2 separate regions of the Homo sapiens genome follow, and region 1 is linked to region 2. Evidence: read pairs that join two places in POLR2A ChIA-PET (ENCODE). Cell type or tissue: PC-9. All regions are shown on one strand. Each heading gives the region's core, and the rest is flanking DNA. Links, peaks and the distances in the headings are about the cores only. Region 1 overlaps SGPL1 (sphingosine-1-phosphate lyase 1). Region 2 overlaps ADAMTS14 (ADAM metallopeptidase with thrombospondin type 1 motif 14).

Region 1 (5,381 bases), core at 88-5,087, 110 kb before region 2:
AGTACTGGGTTTCTTTGGAAAATGTCCTAAAATTGATCGTGGGGATGGCTGCACAACTGTGAATATACAAAACACCAGAGTTGTACACTTAAAAAAGCATCATGACCTAACAGTTCCATTTGTGTTCACCAAATGTCCCTTCAGCTAAGAAACCACCTAAGATTCTTTGGATTCACAGGCTTTCTTTTAATAAAAAAATAAAATTTAAAAGGCCTTCTGAAAAAGTTTTTAAATGGGCCAAGGACAGCAGAAATTGCAACTCCAGAAATAGAGAGTAAAGCTCTGGACTCCAAATGAAAGCAACCATAACTACCTAAGAATAACTTGCCTAAAGGTATATTTTTACGAGTTATAATAATAAATTATTAACGACTAAAATGATGAGATTTTAAAGAATATTTTTTTATCCAGCAATTCCTAAGCACATACTGTAGCAACTACCCAGATATCTGAAAAGGACAGTGACCTTTGAGTATTCCCCTGAACTGACACCTCACCACTACTCTTGCGGACTCTGAGAGTCATGTTAATCTGTTCTACAGAAAGGCAGCTGTGGTGTCCTAGAAAGTCTGGACTGGTAATCAAAACCTTCGGCTCTAATTTTAGCTCTCACTTAGAAGCTGTGTGATGTGTGGCACAACACTAAACCTCTATGCAACTGGACTCTGCTCATCTGCAAAAATAGAAGCCATTGGGATAATTCAACAAAACGTTCAGGAGAAAAAAAAAAGATACCATCGTCCACTCACAGGGTTGTTGTGAATATTAAATGAGATAAGGTAATAAGAAAATGACTGCAGATAATAAACACTCATTAAATATTCAGTGAACCTGAATTATCCAATGATAAACATTTTCCTTTTCTCTTCAATAAGCAACAAGGAAAAGTAACCTTCCCAGTCACAAAGGAGCTGGAAGAGGCTTTAAGTAGTTTGATTCCCATGCCTATGTTGTATTTTCTTACAGACGGTGGTAATAAAACACACCTTAGTAATGAGCTATTTCTCAGTTTTCTAAGAGAGATGTTAAGTCAACTCTTAATCTTCAACAATCTATTAAATCAATCAGAAGGCTGCGAGTGCCCTCTGGCCTACCTATACAACAAGATTAAATCACTTACCTACTATCTTTACAGATCGTAAACCTGTGTGTTTTCAGTCATCCAAACAGACTGTTGACTCTTGTGGTCGTGATTGTTGGGAAAGCATTTGAAAACATTTTCAGAAAGGGCTGGGTAACAGAGTCTTAGGCTTTCTTCCACTCTGGCCCAACACAGCCAGACAGGGAGCAGACTTACCCTGGCATCCTCATATTTGCCCTCCCCAGCGCCCTTCAGGACACTTCTGAAAGGCATCCCCTTTCAGAAGAATGTGAAAACAGAATTTCCAATTTGCCTCAATTGTCTCAAAGACTCGGTGCCATTAAGACTGGAATTCAATACAGAATTGATCTATTCCTTTTTAGACCCATCTGTCAAAACGAATTCAAAAGAATGGAATTAAATGCTTCAGTGAAAGCCTCCAAAAAACATGGTCCCCCAATATTGAGTATAAAGTGTTACTACAATAGCCACTTAGAATCTAAAGCATTCTAGAAGATTATGATTTTAACCTGAGAATTAACTACTACAAATATTTTAAATTCTGCCCTTAACAGGGTCCTTTTCATACTCAAAAAGAACTAAGGTTGCTTTGTTCCCATCAATTGTGTATTAACATTTACAGACTAGATAAACAAGAATGCAGTAGGCTTTACTCTCTGGGGAAATTACAGAAAAGGAAGGGCATTTCACATTTTAGAATTGCTTGTACAGGCTGGGTACAGTGGCTCACACCCATAATCGCAGCACTTTAGGAAGCCGAGGCTTCTCAATGAGGATGGTTAGAGACCCAGAGTTCAAGGCTGCAGGAAGCCATGATCGCACCACCGCACTCCTGCCTGGGCAACAGGGTGAAACCCTGTCTCCGAAAAAAATAAAAATAAAAAATAAAATAAAAGTGCCTATACAACTTCAGGAAAGAGTTCTCAGTGCTCTTCTCCATGTGTGGTATGCAGATGACAGAAATTTAACATTTGCTGCCCAAAGCTAAATCAAGAAGTTATATATTAAAACTCTGGTAGCGTAAATTAGTACAACCACTTTGGAAATCTGTTTGGCAGTACACGTTACCACACAGCAACTCTACATTTTATGTTTACCAAGACATGTTCAAGAAGGCAGCAGTGTCATTCACAATAGCCAAAAAACTAGAAACATAAATGTTCTACAACTACAGAACAAATTAGTTATAATATAGTTATACATTGTAACACTACACAGCAATAAGAAAGAAAAACTAATGCTACCTAAGAACATGACTGAATCTCACAAACACAATGTTGAGCAAAAAGGCCACTCACAAAAGAGAATATACTGTATGTTTCCACTTTATGTAAAGTTCAAAATCAGCAAAACTAAGCAAAACCTTTGGTAGGTATCAACTGGGAGGGACATTAAGAAGCTGGCTGGAGTGCTGGAAATGTTTAATATCTTGATCTGGAAGTATATTCATACATAAATATTTACTGACCTGGATAATTAAGATTTGTGCCCTTTACTGTATGCAAATTGGACCTCAAAAAAAAAGCCCTATGATTTTTTTAAACTCAAAAATGACTCATTCACTTTATGGGATAACAGAACAAATCGCTGATACATAAAGCCTGAATAATGGGCTAGGATTGTTCTGCAGTTTCTGCCTATACTAACAGGCAACTCATTCATTTATCATACATTTGAAGTTTCCTATTTCATGACAAAAAGCTGATGTAGCTATATTATGTCAAAAAGCAAATTATATGAAAAGCTCAACTTACAAGATGTAACAATTTTAAATCTGAATGCACCTAGTAACAAAATCTCAGCAAATATACAGCAAAATCTATTAATAATAGAACTAAAAAGGAGAAATAACTGATAAGGCATATGACTTGAAGAGGCAGCCACAAAACAGAAAATCCAAGTGGTTGGTAAACATTGAAAAGGGTACTTAACCACATCAGTTATCAGGAAATGCATACGGAAATTACAATTACATTTATCTGCTTACCAGATTGTCAAAAAATAAGCTTTATAAATATCAGGTTTGCCAAGTTGGGTGGAAATAACTCTCATATATTGTTGATAGTGGTATAAATTGTATTGGCCTCTTCAGAAAAGTTTAGCAATATCTAGTGAAGTTAGGCATGTATGCCTTTACAATCAGCAATTCCACTCCTAGGCACAAATCCCAGAAAAACTCTTGCACTTGTGATCACTTGTTATATAAGAACGCTCATAACAGCAATGTTTGAAAAAGCCTCAAATTGGAAACAACCCAAATGTGAATTATAAGTCAAATGGATAAATAACTGCAGTTTAGTCACACAATAAAATACTATATATACAGCAATAAAAATGAATGAACTTAAACTACATGCAATAACATGGATCGCATGAATACTGAGCAACACAGGAAAATCACAAAAATAAAAATACATATGCATCCATTTACATCAAGTTTAAAAAAAAACAAACTAAACTTAGGATGCATACACAGGTGGTTAAAACTATTTTTAAAAAGGCAAGGGAATAATTATAAAAGTCAGGATGGGGTTATCCATAGAGGGGAAGAAAGGAAATATTTGTAACAGGGTGAAGCGTAGAGTTAGAGATAAATGGTTTATATCCTAATCTGGTATCGTTGTTTTATTATTGTTCATTAAAATGTAGATATGTGCTTTCTATACTCTTCTGCACGTATAATAAATTCCAAAATAATTTTTAATTAAAATGGAGGGCAAGCCCTTCTTTTTCCGTTTCCTCTTCCTCTTCATGAATGAAACATGAACCTGACAGGTAGAACCCCAGGCAGCTACCCTGGCCCAGGAGGGGATGCACTACTGATAGCGGAATGACAGACAGAAGCAGCCTGGCACCTCAAAGACTCAGGAATGGCCTTATCGGCATGGAATGGAATGGGAATGAATGGAATGGAATGGAATTGTACTGGCATTGCATTGTATTGTATTGTACTGTAGTACTGTATTGTATTGTATTGTTGTGTTGTGTTGTATTGTATTGTACTGTGTTGTAATTTTTTTGAGAGAGTCTCACTCTGTCGTCCAGGCTGGAGTGCGGTAGTGTGACCTTGGCTCACTGCAACCTCCACCTCCCGCGTTCAAGCGATTCTCATGCCTCAGCCTCCTGAGTAGCTGGGATTGATTACAGGCACCCACCACCACACCCGGCTAATTTTTGTATTTTTAGTAAAGACGGGGTTTCACCACATTGCCCAGGCTGATCTTGACTTCTGGCTTCAAGTGATCCGCCCATTTCGGCCTCCCAAAGTGTTGGGATTACAGGCGTGAGCCACCGCGCCAGGCCAGTTTTCTCTTAAAGAAATATATTTATGTCTTTTAAAAAATCTCTATTACTTTAGGTTTTTCTGTTATATACACTCAAACCTAATTCTAGCTGATGCATTCAGTGATCTGGACACATGAAAAATTTTCTAAAAATTAAAGCTGTCCAACAGTGGAAAGAACCCCCTGAGAAAGTATGTAGCACTCACTCCTGACAGGGCATTGTAGAGGGATTCCTAGGCAGCAAGAAAGCTGGACTGCAGTACTTTTAAAGGCCCTCCAGGCAATTAAGATTCTAAGGCTACTACTGGAACAAAGCAGCTTTGGGCTTGCCAAAGCTGTGGCAACTGTGTGCCTCTGAATCTATCCTGTTAAAATCAGTGGGAACATTCCCTTTCTATAATCCATATGCTATCCACCTTCAAGATTCTGTTCAAGAATTATCTCCTCATTTGTGCCTTTTAAGACAAACTAGACCTCTCAACTCCAGCATGCTGGATGTTCTCCCCTCCAGATGATCTCCTCCTCCAGATCCTCCATCCAGCATTTTCCAGCTCGGCTATGTGCCTCCGGATTCCACCCTCTGAATTAAATCAACCAGACTCCTTAACCTCTGGTTTCCAGTTGTATTAGACCAATGGGAGGCTACAGCAGGAGATCAGAGGGTAGCAAAAGAGTTTGAAGTATTTATTCCCCTTGATGCCTTTCCTACTGGGTCACTGGCTGGCATTCCTACAGGTTACCTTCTCCTTCATCTCAACTCTCTCAAAGTTCCAGAAACTACTCCCTTCCTTGCCCTCTCACAGGCTTAAGAGTGTAATCCCAGCTACTTGGGAGGCTGAGGCAGGAGAATCACTTGAACCCAGGAGGCGGAGGTTGCAGTGAGCCGAGATCGAGCCACTGCACTCTAGCCTGGGCGACAGAGCAAGACTTGTCTCAAAAAAAAAAAAAAAGAGAAAAAACAACGTCAGAATAACCAACATGAAAATTTTTTAGGA
Region 2 (5,381 bases), core at 251-5,250:
GAGAATCACTTGAACCTGCGAGACGGAGGTTGCAGTGAGCCGAGATCGCACCACTGCACTCCAGCCTGGGCAACAGTGAAACTCCGTCTCAAAAAAATAAAATAACTTTTAAATAAAATAAATATAATAAATAAAATAAACTTTAAAAAGAACTACTGCTTTACAGTGAATGAGTTTTTTTACTTTTCACAAAAGCAGTTTTGGGGAAGAGACATAAAAGAAGAGAAAAAGACCAAAAAGAGAGGAAAGAAGAGGATTGTCTGCTTCGTGTCAAGGAGGATGAGCTCCTTAGAGTTTCATCTACCCAAAAGGAGAATGTCTGGCAAAGCCACACTCTCCGTCAGCAGGAAAGCAGTTTTTGTGGTGTTCCAAACCAGGCTTTATGATGGATGTGTAATGCATGTCAAGGGCAAACAAACAAAATGCCACCCTTCCAGGCTGAGGCCACCAAGGCCCTGATCTGACAGCCAACTGCGCCAAAACCTCCCAGGTCTAAAACAGGCACCAAGCTCTTCTATACAGGCCATCTGAGCAGGCCCCAGGCTCAGAAAGGGGCTCTGAGGCAGGTCAGAGCTGGTAGGACCCTACAATTGGCAGAGGTGCTAGCCAGTGTTGTCCCGGCAACCACCCCAACATCTATGTATTGTCAGCCAGGTGGGGCAGGGTGGGGAGTGGAGGTGGACCAGGCACCTATCATCCAGACAGGCTGGCTGCCAAGAGGGTTTCTAGAGGAAACAGACTGGAAGCTTCTGGCTGCAACCTGGCTGGAAGGAAATGATGAAAGGGCCTCTCTGTCTCTCTTCTCACCCTCCCTGTGCTCCAGTTCCAGGCCCTAGGAGGTTCCCCAATATCCCCATGTCCAAAGAGGTCCTCGCCCCAGAGAACTGGTCCATCACCCCTGGGCCAGGAGAGGACCCTGGGAACCTGCAGATCCACCTTGGATGCCACCACGGGGAGCTGTTCTCATGCCTCTTCTTTACGCCACAGTCCATACTGCTGCCTTGCCAGCCATCCCGCCACACCTAGATGCCAGGGAGGTCTCTGCAGGCTTCTGTCACCTGTTGCCACACACTTGGGTCTCCTTCCTCAACCCTACCCCCACAACCTTGCTGTGCTGTCTGCCGCCCTGGCCCACATGCCCTCCCCTCTCCAAATTGCCCTCTCCCCCAGGGCAGGCTCAGCAATGAGCCCCTGTAGACAGCCCTCCTCTCTCCACAACCCCACAGGGACAGCACCCCCTCTAAGCTCCTTGGTACTGGTACCATTCTCAGTGGTTCCCTGATTATTCCATAGGACTAAGGCTTGTTTTTGCAGCCAGACCAAAACTTCCACGATGGGAGTCTGTCTGTGATACAAGGCACACAACACGTACTCACTAAATGCTGAAAACAACTACCCCTTTATGCTTCAAAGTGCTCAAATGGTTCTCTAGTCCTGAGATTTGAAGAAGTCTTAAGGAAGATGACCCAGTATAGATGTGCAAACAGGCACAGAAAAAGACAGCGCCCAGCAGCGTGTGCGACAAGGCTGAGCGGGGAGCCCGGTCGCATCATCTGAAGCTGCAGGAATATCCATAGCACCTCCCCAGGTCAATGCAAAAGACATATAGGAGGCAGGGCCACCCAGACTGTCCCTCCAGCTGCCCCTGACAGCAGTGCCCAGGGCCTTGTCAGATAACTTTGGGTGCTTCACTAATGGCTTCTGCCCCCTCCTCCCTGGGTTGAGAGCACAATGGGACCATCCATCCCAGGAACCAGATCTCCTCCCTCTGGTCCCGCCAGCCCAGACCTGGCCCCGGAAATCAGGATCAGAAATGGTCACAGCAGACAGGTGTTCCAAGGGGAATGCAAAGGCAAGCTGTTATTACTGGCCCCATGGAAATCCCCTAAGGCAATTCGAGCGTCAAGCATCCCAGCCAAATAAAAGCTTCCACACAATGGACAGGATGAGCTGCTGGTCCCCAGGGAGGCAGACTGTCGGTCCCCATCTGCTCTCCTTCCCTTGCTGGGAAGTTTGACTGTCCGTCCTCTGCACCTGTTCGGGGGAAGCCAGAACCCCACACCGCCCATGTACCCGCGATGGCAGCAGCAGGTCTGCAAGGTCATGGCTCCTTTAAGCCGCAGTCCATCTCAATGCTGTGAGCCTCTCTCCCCAAGAGGAACTGGGCTTCCCTCAGGGGAAGCTCTGCCTCAGCTGTGCCCCTCACCCATCGCAGGCCCTTTCTGTTCCCACATTCACAGGGCAACCCAGCAGTGAGCAGAAGACCTAGCCTCTAGCGGCCTTCCAGAACCTCTGGGAAGATCATTACTCTCCTCTCTCCTCACCCACTTTCTGGCAGATTGTGGGGAGAAGGAAGGTAGGACCAAGACTATCCAAACAGCAGTCACCAAGGCAGGCCCTCGGGGCCCAGTCTTCAGTGGAAACTGACAATGTTCCCCGGCCACAGCTTTGAGTCATGCATGAGTCAGAGGTCAAGGGTCAAAAGTCAGAATGTGTTAATTTGGCCAAGAAGGTTAGAATGGGTTACTGAGCCTGCCTTCCTCCAACAGTAAAGTCCTAGGGACGTCAGGGGAACACCAGAGAAGGATAAGTGGGCAGCTGGCCTCCACATCATGAACATCAAGGGCTCAGAGAGAACTTCCCACCCACTCCTGCCACCATCCACGTGGTCTCTTATAACTCCAGATTGGAGGGCTTCCTACCCCCTTCTGAATGCATCACGTTTCAGGCCAGGCCAGCCCTGGAATGCCAAGTTTCAAAAGTACACTTTGCCCAATAGAAAGAAACATCTCACTTATAGCCCATCAAAAGACCTCTTCTGGTTTCCAAGGGAAGCTCCCAAATTCTGCTTGGGGAACAAGCTCCCATCTACTCTCCCCACTACCTTCCAAACTTCGCTGCCTTCAGCTCTCCACCTCAGCAGTGGGTTTCATTGTTTTTCCCATAGCCCCAAAGAGTATCCCCTCCACCCTCACCCCCATCATTTGAGCTGACCCTCTTAGAGCCCTTATCAGGGGCTCAGACCAGGCCACTCAGTGGGTCTGGAAGGGGCCTCGCTGAGGGCACACAGTGCCCAGAAACCATGCATGTGGAGCCCCTCACCAAGCAGAGACTGTAGGAGCTGGCACAGGTCATGGCCCCTCCAGGACATACATGCATACAAGCACTCCCTCTCCTGGGGTCCTGTTCCCAGCCTGTGTGAGGGCCCATTTGGAACCCCAGCATTAGGATACAGATCAGTGTAAGCTGAAGACATCTGAAAGCCAACAGATGCAGAAAGAAGCCTTCTCAGCTTTCCTTAAAAGCAGCAGCATCTGGGAAAAGAGGTTGTCAGAAATCCCCTTAAGGGAATTTCACGGTCATAAAGACAGAAATACCACTTGACCCTGCTTAAGTAAGCATTATCACAAACTTCATCTCCCGTTAGTTCTCCTAAAAACCCACTTGTCTTTCCTAAAGAAACCTTTCTCCCTTCCCCTTTCTCTCCCTATTAAGCTAAGAATATAAGCCCCCAGGTTTTGTTTCTTTTTTTTTTTTTTTTTTTTTTTTTTGAGACTGCAGTCTCCCTCTGTGGCCCAGGCTGGAGTGCAATGGCCCGATCTCGGCTCACTGCAACCTCCGCCTCCCAGGTTCAAGCAATTCTCCTGCCTCAGCCTCCCGAGCAGCTGGAACTACAGGCGCACCACCACACCCAGCTAATTTTTGTATTTTTAGTAAAGACGGGGTTTCGCCATATTGGTCAGGCTGGTCTCAAACTCCTGACCTTAGGTGATACACCTGCCTCAGCCTCCCAAAGTACTGGATTACATGCGTGAGCCACTGTACCTGGCCAAACCCCCAGTTTTCACCACCCCTTTGAGGTACTCATCATGGAGCACCCCTATATACAAGGAACTGGCAAATCAACTCTTTTCTCCTGCCAGTCCATCTCTTTCAGTTTAACTCACAAGCCCTCCAGTACTGAACATAAGAGGGTGGAGAAAAGTTTTTCTACCATAACAGCTGGGTCACCAGCCACGGACAGCACCAGCTGGCACCAGGCCTGGGGAAGAGGGTGAGCTCTGGAGTGGACACAGTGGTGCTCAGATCCCAGCCCCACGGCCTACCAGAGGGCAGACTAGCAAGTTACAGCCTGTCTCTGCACGCCAGTTTCTATGTAAGGACATTGAGGCTACTCAGACCTCTCACAGGGTTATGGGGAGACTTAAATAAATGAGGTCGAGTCTACAAAGAGTCTGGCTCCCAGTGGTTGCTCAAAAACAATACTAATAATTTCTACAATGATATTCTTTTTTTTTAATTCTAGAGACAGGGTCTTATTCTGTTGGCCAGGGTGGAGTGCAGCGGCACAATCATAGCTCACTGCAGCCTTGAACTCCTGGGCTCCAGCGATCCTCCCACCTCAACCTCCTGAGTAGCTGGGACTACAGGTGTGCACCACCTTGCTTGGCTAATTTTTTAAATTTTTTTGTAGAAATGGGGACTTGCTATGCCCAGGCTTGTCTTGAACTCCTGGCCTCAAGCAATCCTCCTGTCTTGGACTCCCAAAGTGCTAGGATTATAGGTGTGAGTCACGGCACCCAGCTTGCAATTATATCTTGTGCAGTGGTCTGCAGACACACAGCAGTATAAGCTCAGAGGGCAGGGACTGTGTTTTCTCTTCCTTTTGTGTCCCCCACTGTGGAAGCCATTCTTCCTGTCCGCATGCTTTGCTGCTTGCCTTCTGGGCACAGGTCCTGCTCCAACTCACCCCCATACACAGCGGCAAGCTGTGACCCAGCAGACCCAAACCAACCTTCTAGTCACAGCAATTAATACAGGGATAGCCTCATGTCCCACCCTAGCCAGTCTTCCCTAGGAGGGCAAGAAAGAGACCTTTGGCATTTGGGTCCTAAGTGTGAGGACCTGGGTTGTTCCTGTTTCCCATCATGGGAGAAAGCCCATCTGCTGCTGGGTTCCACTGACAAGCACAGGCCAGCAGAGTAGGGGACGGTGCCCTAATGGGCCTGAAGCCCTCATCCTGTGGCCCCTGGGGCTCCTGCCCCACTGGCTCTGTGGGCATGTCAGCAGCTCCCTGCCAATACACCCCTCTTTGGCTTCAGCTAGTGTGAGCTGGATCTGTCACCTGCAACCACAAGAACCCTGACCCCCACCCCACCCCACCCAATACCTCATCCCACAGAGGGCCCACAGAGGTAGCACAGCACCCAGCTCTGAACAAATGAATGGATGTTAGCCAAGGCTGGCAGTGAAGCCAGCTGGGGAGCAGGGCTCCAGCAAGCCTGATCCACCCTCCAGAACCTGCCGACACCTCAGTCCAACCAAGAGTTAAGAAGCCAAGCAACAGAATTCATGGAGGTCCCCCAGGGTACCTCTGAAAG

The links. ChIA-PET counts read pairs that join two places held together with the same protein. Peaks named below come from ENCODE experiments on the same cell type or tissue, not always from the same donor. Only the 100,000 strongest peaks of a DNase experiment are listed, where the experiment ranks them.
Region 1: POLR2A ChIA-PET joins it to region 2 with 7 read pairs; 2 of 35 experiments call an interaction of 5 or more read pairs at or near these places.

Annotation. Positions count from the first base shown.
Region 1 is chr10:70,824,924-70,830,304 of GRCh38, reverse strand. All of the region lies in intron 2 of SGPL1 (sphingosine-1-phosphate lyase 1), which reads right to left. Among named protein-coding and RNA genes, the nearest start is that of SGPL1, 12 kb to the right of the region's middle. In PC-9, for the core only: no CTCF peak of the experiment used is centred there; DNase peaks (open chromatin) are centred at 1,144 and 2,674; H3K4me3 peaks cover 1,573 bases; H3K27ac peaks cover 3,174 bases.
Region 2 is chr10:70,713,117-70,718,497 of GRCh38, reverse strand. All of the region lies in intron 4 of ADAMTS14 (ADAM metallopeptidase with thrombospondin type 1 motif 14), which reads right to left. Among named protein-coding and RNA genes, the nearest start is that of ADAMTS14, 43 kb to the right of the region's middle. In PC-9, for the core only: no CTCF peak of the experiment used is centred there; a DNase peak (open chromatin) is centred at 2,427; H3K27ac peaks cover 730 bases.